Regions from separate parts of the Homo sapiens genome. Here region 2 is linked to region 1. A link is an interaction called in ENCODE POLR2A ChIA-PET data of the cell type or tissue named here. Cell type or tissue: OCI-LY7. All regions are shown on one strand. Each heading gives the region's core, and the rest is flanking DNA. Links, peaks and the distances in the headings are about the cores only. Region 1 has its middle 73 kb from the start of ZFP36L1. Region 2 overlaps ACTN1-DT (ACTN1 divergent transcript).

Evidence for each region. ChIA-PET counts read pairs that join two places held together with the same protein. Peaks named below come from ENCODE experiments on the same cell type or tissue, not always from the same donor. Only the 100,000 strongest peaks of a DNase experiment are listed, where the experiment ranks them.
Region 2: POLR2A ChIA-PET joins it to region 1 with 5 read pairs; 5 of 35 experiments call an interaction of 5 or more read pairs at or near these places.

The regions. Positions count from the first base shown.
Region 1 is chr14:68,863,443-68,869,286 of GRCh38, forward strand. It overlaps the pseudogene BLZF2P. Among named protein-coding and RNA genes, the nearest start is that of ZFP36L1, 73 kb to the left of the region's middle. In OCI-LY7, for the core only: no CTCF peak of the experiment used is centred there; a DNase peak (open chromatin) is centred at 2,309.
Region 2 is chr14:68,983,078-68,989,923 of GRCh38, forward strand. It overlaps ACTN1-DT (ACTN1 divergent transcript), which reads left to right. Exons shown (of 4, transcript NR_073422.1): 3 at 2,608-2,724; 4 at 4,268-4,386. Among named protein-coding and RNA genes, the nearest start is that of ACTN1-DT, 6.8 kb to the left of the region's middle. In OCI-LY7, for the core only: no CTCF peak of the experiment used is centred there; no DNase peak of the experiment used is centred there.

The sequences.
Region 1 (5,844 bases), core at 379-4,378:
CATTCTAAAAAAGCATTTTCCAGCTGCAGAGGTGCAGAAGATGGAAGGAAGCCTTCATGGGGGCTTACTGGACACTGGGTTAGTTCTTTTATCCTAGTAGTTCATTTTATGCATCCTATTCCAGGCAGCCCTTAGTAAACAGATATAACCTATCACAGAATACACAGAATAGGTTCTATAATTTTTTTTTTTTTTTTTTTTTTTTTTTTTTAGACAGAGTGTCGCTCTGTTGCCCAGGCTGGAGTGCAATGGCGCAATCTCGGCTCACTACACTCTCCGCCTCCTGGGTTCAAGCAGTTCTCCTTCCTCAGTCTCCTGAGTAGCTGGGACTACAGGCGCATGCAACCACGCCTGGCTAATTTTTGTAGTTTTAGTAGAGATGGGGTTTCACCATATTGGTCAGCCTGGTCTCGAACTCCTGACCTCAGGTGACCCACCCACTTCGGCCTCCCACAGTTCTGGGATTACAGGCATGAGCCACCGCACCCAGCCTAAGTTCTATAAAATATTAATACAACCTATAAAATATAACCTATATAACCTATAGAGAGATGTTTTCCTTAAAGAACTGTTTTCTCATTGTCTTGAATCATAAAATGAGAATTTTGTTTCTAAACCTGGGGTCCCCTACAGGCACCGAGGTCTCCACAGGTGACCCCTGCTGTGCCACATGCCTGCATGCCTGGACCCCCACTCCTGCAGGCACACAGGAGCTTCCTGTTCTCCCGCTTGGTCCGTGGGGGCTGCCAATGAAGAACAAGGGGGCAGCTGAAGGAGAGGTGGCAGCTCCTTCCCAAGCCCTTGGTGCCCCCTCCTTACCGCAGAAGCAGGAATGGTTTCTTTACCTGTGGGTCTAAGTGTTCCAGTGCTGTTTGAGGACCTGGTGTGGGGCTCCTTCCCAGCCCATCTCAAAGGTCTAGAGCGGGACTTCCAGGTGAAGTCACTGTCCCCAGGTAGGTCCCAGAGAGTGGGCTGTGTCCTAGTTTGGGACACCCCAAAGCACGCACTAGATGAGGGTTCTAGCACCAGTGGTTTACGTGGGAGGTGCAGGGGATGGAAATGAGGAAGAGACTCAGGGAAGGGGGACTTAACAGTGAAGCTGTGCTATGAGCTCAGCACCGCATGGGCATCTGCACTGAATCCCATGGGAGAAAGAAGCGCCAAGAAACAGTCTAAAACACGTGCCTCAGAATCATCCCATCCAAGTGTGAGGGAGCTGAGGGCCTCAGACACCCACCCTGAGGGCTGAGGGCTGCTCTTGGTGGCTGCTTCTTCAGTAGCCTGCTCCATCCACAGGCAGAGTGGTCTTCTGCAGTTCTGGGAGGAAAGCCCCAGGCACACAGATGCAGGTACACACAGGTGGAAGTTTGCTGGAACAAACTGAAGGGTGGGACAGGCACGGGCGGGGTGGTGACAACTGCTGCTAGAGGCTACCTTCACCTCTGACTCAGGTGCTGGCTGCCTATTGTCCCAACAGCGCTTCTCCTGGATCCGGGCTGGGAGCCCACTCCTCCCCATGCTCATAGATGTCTGTCCTGTCTCTCGACCGGCATCTGCCTCTGGAGAAGCCCACGCCCTATATGAGTTTTGGGGGCAGGCAGAAAGGGTTTCTGTTGCTTGTGATAAGGAGCCCTGACATACTGGCCAGGCCATTCTGAATTCAGGTGGCCTGGGTGGGACCGCACCCGCCACCCTAGGGTGAGCATACAACCCAAGCTAGGCCTCAAACAGTAAGTGTAGAAAGTAAAAAGTTTCCTCTTCAAAGTTTTCCTTCTTGTTAAAAAATAAATCATGTTAGAAATAATAGTTTATTTTAAAGACTAACTTCCTTCAAGCCTCCTTGCTTTGTGCTATTAACTCTTTGTTAAGCCCTATCCTATGTAGCTGCTAGATATAAAGGAATAAGTGCATTCTATTTCCTTATACTTTAACCAAAATACTTGTGCTAGACATGCTCACAGGCACGTAATACAGTCTATGTCCTTGTACTTTAACCAAGATATTTGTGCCGGACGTGCTCACAGGCATGTCCCAGCTCTTAGCCTATGCCCCTTCCCTATTTGGCATAAGCAACTTCCTCTTTTCCTTTGTTCTCCCTTGCCTTTACCTATTTAGAAAAGTTTTAAATTATTAGCCTGTTGGGTTTTAGTTTAGATTGTGAGATCTGGCTCCAGCCAATGGAGACAGGACACAGTAGCAGGGACAAGCTGTGTAAAGGATAAAAATTGCTTCCCTCCTTTGTTCAGGTGTGCTCCCACCATTGTTCCATCTGCAAGGAGCACCGTTTCTGCAGAAAGTAAAATTGCCTTGCTGAGAAAACTTCTTGTCTGAATGCTAATTTTTCCTTGTGGTGCCGAGGAACAAGCATTCTATTTCTGAATAAACATTTTACATATAACAATAAGCAAAACCCACTGTCCTGGCTGGGGCCACTATGTTGCCTGCCTCCAGCTGGGGTCACTCCTTTTTCTCTCTGCCAGACTTGCAATCACAAGGTGGGGAAGCTGGAGCTGCTGGAAGTCATTTTGCTGCCTTGGAGAGAGACACTTTTGAGAATGGGGTCCAGCCAGAGAAGCTAGGCCCTGCTGGCATTTGAGCCTCTGCCTCAGCCACCTGGAAAGTCAGCATTACCTCTGAACACTTCAGTTATTTGAGCCAGTAACTTATCCGGGGGGGGGCGGGGGATGGAATCTCGCTCTGTTGCCCAGGCTGGAGTGCAGTGGCTTGGCCTCAGCTCACTGCAACCTCTGCCTCATGGGTTCAAGTGATTCTCCTGCCTCAGCCTCCTGAGTAGCTAGGGTTACAGCTAGGATTACAGGTGCCTGCCACCACACCTGGCTAATTTTTTGTATTTTTAGTAGAGATGGGGTTTCACCATGTTGGCTAGGCTGGTCTTGAATTCTTGACCTTGTAATCCACCCGCCTCAGCCTCCCAAAGCGCTGGGATTACAGGCGTGAGCCACCGCGCCTGGCCCCCCCTATCCTTTTACAAGTGCTCACAAGCCATCTTTCAAATAGCTTGTTTCCAGAAGCCAGCTTCCCCAGCTATTGGAGTTTGCAAAATTTCTCTTGCATTGTTGGTTGGAAAAGTAGGACTTAAGGAGATTTCTAGACAAGAAGCATGATTAGAAATGGAAGATGCTACAGAGTGCAATTAGAAAGTATATCTTAAGGTAATCTGTGATAAGAGGGGATTTTTATATTGCCTTTTTTAAGTTGACATTAAAATATATTATTATTTGACCAGGTTTGTCTTTTGAAGACTTCTCTACTGATAGGCACTTCTGCAACAAATTTGCATAATTTGATATAAATATTTTGTAATTATTCTTAAAGGCCAATCAATGGGTATTTATGATGGCTCATAATAAATATACAATAGTATATATTACATAATATATATTAATTGATGGGTTGCATTTTTTTCTTTGAGCTTATACAATGTTTTAGAAACAGTCTACTTTTTATAAATATCAAATGGATATTCCTGTGTGTTGCATTTGCTAAAGAGTCAACAGTTAAGAATCTGTTTATCTATGTCAGATTGTGTCCATTCAGAATACAGAATCCCCTGCATAAAACTAACATGTTTTGCTGAAGTACTTGTTAATTTGGCTCTAAAATATTTATTCTTTTTCTAACTTACAGCATTTATTTTAAAAAGATTAATCCCTTCATTCACTTATCCAAGGCTCTTTTGTAGCTCAAAAAATTACCATAAAGGGAAAGAAAGCCCTCTGGCCTTCTACTACAATTACTTTAGAGTAGGAGTCAGAAAACTTTTTCTGTAATGGATCAAACAGTAAATACTGTAGGCTTTGCAAGCCATACATGCCCTGCTGCATCTACTCAACTCTGCAGCTATAGAGCAAAAACAACCTAGACAATAGTGAATGAATGGGTGTGGCCATATTTGACTCATGGTTGTAGTTTGCCTACCCTTGCTTTAGTGTAACTAAATTAACACTGTTCATATAAAATATCCAGTAAGATAAATAATAATTTAGTGCTTAAAAGAAAGTTATAGAACCTTTTACTTTTAGAGTCCTTTAGGAAAAGCATCATGTATTGCTTGGGAAGTATTCTCTATTTTAAATATTAAATACAGTTTAACACACAAGAATATCCAACTTGATATTTATAAAAAGTAGACTGTTTCTAAAACATTGTATAAGCTCAAAGAAAAAAAATGCAACTGTATTTAAATTTTAAATACAGTTTCATTCTTTTATTACCCTGAGATATTTATTAAGAAGGGGTAATCTGGAGTCTAGTACATAAAACATCTTTGGGTATATACACTTTGTAAATAGGAAGTGATATTACTTCTAGCATTCTAAGAACCCCAGCTCCCAAATAATGACTCTCGGGTAATAAGCAAGTACCTGTAGCATGCCTCCAATATATTGACTGTTAAAGGGCAGTAAGTTCTCCCTGGCAGTGACTGCAGAAATTGAAAGTTATATTTTCATATCTAGCCTAGGGATGAAATCATCCAGAATTTTTCTTTGCAGCAAGTAAGGTGGTTGGTGAAAACTCAAAACATGGATTATCAGGTGAGCTCTCTGTATAGGTAGTTGGATCTAAAGTTTATAGAACCATTTCAGCCATTTTCTCAGCTGGGGTGCTGCAGAATTCAACTGTCGATGGAATCTTTTTTTGATAGTTAATGCCAACGTTTCGCAGAAGATGAGAATTTGCTGCTTTTGCCAACTTGTGATTTGTTAATGCCAGCTCTGCTGTGCTGTGGGGTTGTACATTAGGGGAGTAAAGTTGCCCTCTTCCCCACTGCAAGGAGACTAAGAGCTCCTCCAATAATTTCTGGGTAGCTATCATTTCCTGAAGAAACTGTTCCCATTCACTTAGGAGATCCTGTATGGCCCCACGTGCATCACGTTTTTGACGTCATCCCAGTACTGTGGGAGGCTGAAGCAGAAGGATCACTTGAGGCCAGGAGTTCGAGACCAGCCTGGCCAACATGGCAAAACCCCAACTCTACTAAAAATACAAAAATTAGCCAGGCGTGGTGATGGGTGCCTGTAATCCCAGCTACTTGGGAGGCTGAGGCACAAGAATCGCTTGAACCCGGGAGGCAGAGGTTGCAGTGAGCTGAGATTGCACCACTGCACTCCAGCCTGGGCAACAAAGCAAGACTCCATCTCAAAAAAAAAAAAAAAAAAAGAAAAACAAAACTGCTCTTGATGCTCTTGACTTGGTTAACTCATCTGCCATTACCCTGCTTGCAAGGAATTTACTTTGCCATGTATCACACTGTATTGACATACGTTCTGTTTGGAAAGCTGAGCTGTATTTCAACCTAGGGCTTCATTTTCTAAAATAAGCTGATTTTTCTCAAGGACTAGACATTCAAAGTGATACTGAAGATCATCCCCAACAGAAGCCATCAGCAACTTTTTAATCTCATGATTTACCTCCTTCTGTATACAGAGCTGGTTTCAAAGACCTTCTTTGTCCTGTAGTAACCTTCTTTCATAATTCTTGAGCTTTTCTTTTTTTTTTTTTTTTTTGAGACGGAGTCTTGCTCTGTTGCCTAGGCTGGAGTGCAGTGGCACAATCTCGGCTCACTGCAACCTCCGCCTCCCAGGTGCAAGCGATTCTTCTGCCTCAGCCTCCCGAGTAGCTGGGACTACAGGCACGCACCACCACACCCGGCTAATTTTTGTATTTTTAGTAGAGACAGAGTTTCATCATATTGGCCAGGCTGGTCTCAAACTCCTGACCTCGTGATCCACCTGCCTCAGCCTCCCAAAGTGCTGGGGTTAAAGGCGTGAGCCAGCCTCCAATACATTCTTTACTCTGAGAGTTCCTTATTAGGTTCTGTAA
Region 2 (6,846 bases), core at 1,636-5,635, 120 kb after region 1:
GGCAAAACAGAGTTGAGAGTCATCTGCATATGGATGATATTAACACCAGGAGACCACCCATGAAGAATGCCCAGGTGGACATGAGAAGAGGGCAGAACCCTGGAGAACAACACTTAGAAAGGGACAGCAAAGAACAAGAACCCCTGAAGGAGACAAAGAAAATGGTCATCCAGGAACGAGGAGGGCCTGGAGTATATGACGTTGAGGAGGTCAAAGGAGTAAGGTTTCAAAGTAAGAGGAATTGGCAATATCAGATATATTCAAAAAGTCTGGAAAATAAGGCCTAAACAGTGTTCTTGGATATGACAGTTGAAAATTCACTGGTGACCTTGGCCAATGGAATTTTGGCAGAGTGGCAAAAGCTGTAAGTTTAAAGAGACATTAGGAGTGAATAAATGGAGACTGAATATAGAGGGGAAAAAGAAGTAGCTAAAGGGGCAATAGCTAGACGCAAGTACTGAGATCAAAGGAAGATTTCTTTTAAAACTGGAAAATGTGAGCTGTTTGAAAAGAAGAATTCAGTTAAGAGGAAAAAGTTGAAAATGTAAGCTAAAGAAAGTTAAGGGAGCCAGGTGGAGTGGCTCACGCCTGTAATCCCAGAACTTTGGACGGCCAAGGCAGGTGGATCGCTTGAACTCAGGAGTTCGAAACCAGCCTGGGTGACATGGTAAAAACCTATCTCTACCAAAAATACTAAAAATTAGCCGGGCGTGGTGGAGTGCACCTGTGGTCCCAGCTACTTGGAAGACTGAGGTGGGAAGATTGCTAGAGCCTGGGAAGTCTAGGCTGCAATGAGCCACGATTGGGCCACTGCACTCCAGCCTGGGTGACAGAGCCAGACACTGTCTAGAAAAAAAAAAGGAAAGTTGAGGGATAGCACAAAGTTCTTGAGGAGATAGGACCATATGGGTTCAAGGACACAGGCTAAGGGATGGGCCATTGAACAAGAAGAAAGACCCTCATCTGGCTGGGTGAGGTGGCTCATGCCTGTAATCCCAGCATTTTGGACGGCCAAGGCAAGCGGATCACTTGAGCCCAGGAGTTCAAAACCAGCCTGGCCAACATGGTGAAACCCCATCTCTACTAAAAATACAAAAATTAGCCAGATATGGTGGTTTACACCTGTTGTCTCAGCTACTTGGGAGGTTGAGGTGGCAGATCGCTTGAGCCCAGGAGGCAGAGGTTGCAGTGAGCTGAGATCGTACCACTGCACCCCAGCCTGGGTGACAGAGCGAGACTCGGTCTCAAAAAAAAAAGAAAAGAAAAAAAAAAAAAGAAAAGAAAGACCCTCATCTGAGCCTGAGGAAAGAAAAGGGGGAGTTATGATGCGTGAGGATGCCCACAGTGTGTGGGAAGACGGTAAGGAAGTAAGTTGAAACAATAACTGATGAACTTATCTTCTCAATAAGGGAGGTCCTGAGATGGACCAAGGTAACAGACTGACCCATCTTCTCACTCATGGCCACCACCCTGTGAAATGATACTGGGGACTTTAGTCTCAGTATAAGACAACCTTTACTAAATACAAAAAATTAGCCAAGCATGGTGGCGCATGCCTGTAATCCCAGCTACTCGGGAGGCTGAAGCAGGAAAATCACTTGAACCCAGGAGGTGGAGGTTGTGGTGAGCTGAGATCACACCATTGCACTCCAGCCTGGGCAACAAGAGTGAAACTCCATCTCAAAAAAAAAAAAAAAAAGAACTGGATTGACACATGAGGTGACATAAAGAAGGGAGAGTGCCAGCCCCATGCCTGGCATGCAGCAGGCCACCTCAATGCTCATGAATTTCTTTTCCACCCTGCTATGGGTGACTGACCATGTGAGGCCCTGTGGGGAGACATAGACACGTAGGATCTGCAAGATTCTGGAAACTAAAAGCACTATGGACCTCCCACCTAGATATCTGGCCATTGCCTTCCTTGTATCCTGAGTTCTTCTCTAACCTTACAGCCTAATGGTGATAGGCTCCTATGAGCTCTTCCTAAGAGCCCAGGGCATGGTAGTCATTAGAGTGTTTGTAGAATGCTAGAAGGAGGTAGGAAATAAATCACTATAGTTTTTTGGGTTTTGGGCTTGGGAAATCAGAAACCTCAGTTTTGTCCCCAGTCCCAGTAGCAATATAGTTAATAGACTCCTCTTCCCCAAACGCCCATAGCATACCATTTGTAACTAAGAGAGTATACTTTGCTTTATTTTAGTCCTTTGTCCATTTTTTCTCTCACACTGCCTTTATGAAGCCTCAACCCTGTTCTTTCCCCCACTCAGTGTAACACAGGGCCTAGGACACAATAAGTGTTCCAGTTCAATATTCATGAAATGAAAAATGGCATTAGCCAAATTCCATCTCACTGCCTGTTTCTCCATCAATCCATGGGAGGCTTGGGGAGGCCAGTCCTTTGCCATGGTCCACACAAGCATTTCCCAAATTCTTGGGCCTCCTGAGAAGCTCATGAAGCCCATGGTGGTGAAATTGAGTTGGCTGTCCCTACTCCGATGCCCCAGCCAGCAGCACTCAGCCATCACCCACCAGGATGAATTCCTCCACACCAGCTTCTGCTTCACTGGAACAGTTTGCCCTAGGGTCAATTCCTCTCTCTCCCACCAGAGACCAGTGAGGCAGGGCAGGAGACACTCAGCAGTTTCCCTCGTGCGGGATCTCTAATAAGAGGCTGGCAGAAAAGTTCCTGTGCTTCCCATCCTCTGCCCAGCTCTAGGGTCTCAGGTGAGAGAATATCTGGCCTGTCTGGTTCACTCTTTTTTTTTTTTTTTTTTTTGATAGAGTTTCACTCTTGTTGCCCATGCTGGAGTGCAATGGCATGATCTCAGCTCACTGCAACCTCTGCCTCAAGCAATTCTCCTGTCTCAGCCTCCCAAATAGCTGGGATTACAGGCATGTGCCACCACACCAGCTAATTTCTTTCTTTTTTTTTTTTTAAGTAGAGATGGGGTTTCACCATATTGGTCAGGCTGGTCTCGAACTCCTGACTTCAGGTGATACACCCTCCTCGGCCTCCCAAAGTGCTGGGATTACAAGCACACACCACCGCGCCAGGCCAGGTACACTCTTTTCCCTAGTGATCAGGCATATTTATCTCCCCCAGATACCCAGGGTAAACCAACCTGGACCATCAGAAATCTCTACCTTAGATGGCTACCTTGAGGTCAGCTCTGGGAGCAGAGCTAGTCAGGCTTGAGAGCTGCCCAGCCTGGGCCCTCCAAGGAGGGCTGGGAGCTCTTCCCCATCTGTCTCTTGTTCCCAGCAAAAATCAGAGCAACACACCCAAATCACAGCTGAGAATGTGAAGACCTAAATAAACGGAAAGCTGATTTATTATGTTCACAGATTGGAAGAATCAGTAACCCCCAATTTGATGCCTAACCCTCCACCTCCCCCACAACACAGCATTGGCCTTACCAATTACAGCAGCCACTAGCTGAAAAGCCACTCTGTCCAGATCATTTCCATGGAAATGATGGGATAGCTTTCAGGGGCAGATATCCTTATGTGAGAAGCAGGACAAGGCAAGGAGACCTGAGCTCGCTGGGCTTCAGTTTACTTATCTGCAAAATGACAGGGCTGGATTCACCAGACAGTCTTTAAGCTCCTGGTAATAAAGTTCTGAGCACTGTTCTAAGAATGTCTTTCTGCAACTCCTCCTTTTTATCTCCAGTGAGAGGATGATTTGAATCTTCTGAAACAATGTTTCTCTATCTTGAATACTAAGCAAGTTCCTTTTGAAAGGATACAAATCCTCACAAAGTTACTTAATTTTTATTTTAATGTTCCTTAAATGTGTATGAACATAAAACTAGGCACAACACTTCTTAACATTTGGGGTTTACAATCAACTACAAAATGAAAACAAGCTTACAAATTCTATTTAAAAGAAACTATAAAACCAGTAAGATTCAAATTAGCCACACTAATTTAAATGTAACTGTTGCTATTTGCTGAAACAAAATTGCTACTCCCAGCATGATTTAATTCTGACTGTGATCAAGCAGGTGGTTCTTTCTGCGTTGGGGATGCCTATATCACCACGTGCCAGGCAATGACTCAATTCTCCTACCACTTTCTCTATTTGAACTACTGCATCAGGGCATCATTTAACCTTCACTTGATTGGAACACACTGTAATGAATCAAGTTCCCTCTGCTGTTTTCTCATTAGCACTGAACAATTAAAGTTAAAAAAAAATTTTTTTTTGATCTTTGTACCAACAGGATCCTTTGCTCAAATTTCAATGTCCTTATCTATAACACAGAGAGAATCACCTCCATCCCACCTACCTCACAGGATGGCTGTGCACATTCATTCATTCAGTCAACTATTTTTTATTGAGTATCTACTATGTGCCAGACACTGTTTTGCCACAGATGATGTAGCAGTGACCAGAATGGATACAAGTCCCTACCTCATGGAACTTACATTTCAACTGGGAGAGCCTGGTAAGAAAATAAAGAAGTAAAATAATATGATAGTGTTAAGCTCTAAGGAAAGAATGTATATATAAAGCAGAGAAGGGGAATTGAGAATTTGGGGAGAGGTAGAGGGAGGTTACATATTTTAAATGGGGTGTTCAGGGAAGGTTTGTTGAGTAGGTAACATTGAAGACCTAAAGGGGTGAGAAAACATGAGCATTCCAGGAGCAGCCAAGAGGTCACAGTAGCTAGCAAGAAATAATGCACATGAGACACACACTGAAAAGTACAATGCAAATGTGGGTCTAATAGATAACTGCTGTTTTGCTGCCCAGCAACCATTTCCCCCTCCTGGCAACCATACCTTGATATTCCTCTGGGAGGGCACTTCCCCTGCTCCAATCCCTGGGCTTCAGGGAGAGTTGACCCCACCCCTAGTCAACAGGGCTGGGCAAATGACAGGCCTAGCCAATCAGAGCACACGATTGGCTTAGGGCATGGGACCCAGTCTGAATGAAGGACACACAATGAAACTTTTTTTTTTCCTTTGAGGCAGGGTCTCTGTCTTGTCTTTGAGGGTCTGTCACCCAAGCTGGAGTGCAGTGGTGCTATTATGGCTCACTGCAGCCTTGACTCCCTGGGCTCAAACAATCCTACCACCTCAGCCTCCCGAGTAGCTGGGATTACAGGCATGCACCACCATGCCCAGCTTATTTATTTATTTATTTATTTGTTTGTTTGTTTAGAGACAGAGTCTCACTCCGACACCCAGGTTAGAGTGCAGTTGTGCCATCTCAGCTCACTGCAACCTCCACCTCCTGAATTCAAGCGATTCTCCTGCCTCAGCCTCTGAGTAGCTGGGATTACAGACATGTACCAACATGCCCAGCTAATTTTTTGTGTGTTTTTAGTAGAGACAGGGTTTCACCATGTTGGCCAGACTGGTCTCAAACTCTTTATTATTATTAATTTTTTTTTTTTTGAGACTTTTCTCCTCCAAGATCCTCCCTCTCTTCATGTAAGGTGAAGGGGTGGAATTGCTACAGTCCTACCAAGCAATGCTCAGTGAGATCTGAGATGACTCTAGACAGGAAAGGGCAGTCCAAACTCCTGTGGGGCCTAGTAACTGTTCAGGAGCCCAGAGCCCAGGGCCCCACTCCACCTGGCATGCTGCATGCTTGGTGACCAAGGCAGGCCTCTGCCCTGAACTGAGTGAGTGCCTACTCTCTGTGGCTGGTCCAGCCTCTCAGGGTGGAGAGTCCTGCACTCAAAAAGATGCTGAGATGAGCTTTTACACCATGGGACTTACCCTGCACATATTCAAGTTAAATTTCAGCTGCCATCCTTGCCTGAGTCCCAGAGGAGATCAGTTTCATCTGGAGTTTCTCATAGGCCGCCCCCCACACCTTGGCCTTGGCCAGCTGAAAAGTGTTTAGATCAATAGCAAGCCTCATCAACTCTTTTCCACCCCCAACCCTTACTAAGTGCATCAGACAACAGAAGCCCCAGGGCTGACCTTTGCAGCATCCATTGTCATAGCAGTTATTACAGACACAAATAATAGGTAGTATAATAATCTGTGGTTAAATGTCCTTTAACCAGAGGGCTCAGAGCACTCTGGGAACATTACCTCATGCCCCTCCTGACACTCCTGCCCACATGCCTTTTCTTCAAGACCCTCAAGTCCCTCTTCCAGCCTCCTGCCTTCTGGAAAGCCCTCCTCCACATTTCCTCTAACTCCATCTCAGCACAGCTTAACAGCATGGTTCCCAGGTCTTACCCAGGAGCTGCCCTGAGTGACAGCCTCATGGAGGAAGTTGTTCAGGTCTCAAAGATCTTCTTATCTCCCACCATGGCCTATAATCCTGAGCATGTCCCATCACTGACCTATTTTCTATATGCTCAGAAGCAAGAATTATTAACAGTGGATGTGTTGAAGTGTTTTCAACTACTAAAAATGGGGGAAATAAGATAAATATAATTTTGAAGCTGGTAAGGGGCTTGCTGCAGTTGTCGGTCCTCCCCATTTCTGGTTGGCCACAGGTGCAATTTGCAGACATCATCTGCAAATAAAAGCTTTCTTACAAAATTCTTTCCCTTAAGGTACATGTAAACTTGGTTTGTTGGATGCTGCTATTCGTTTCTTTCTTGCTTTCTTTCTTCTGCTTCTTTCTTCCTTTCTTTCCTTCCTCCCTTTTTTCCATCATCTAAAAATCAGAATTCCTTTGAGCTGGAGCTGAAAAAAAAGAATGAATGAATGAATAAATAAATAAGAAAAAAGAAAGAAAAATCAGATTACATTTGCTGTCATACCAGAACTACCCAGTCTATGGCCAAGAAAAAGTTAACCTATCCCCCCACTGGGAAACTCTAAAACATTTTAGGAGCCACAGAAGATCACAATGTGTGGACCCATCAAACA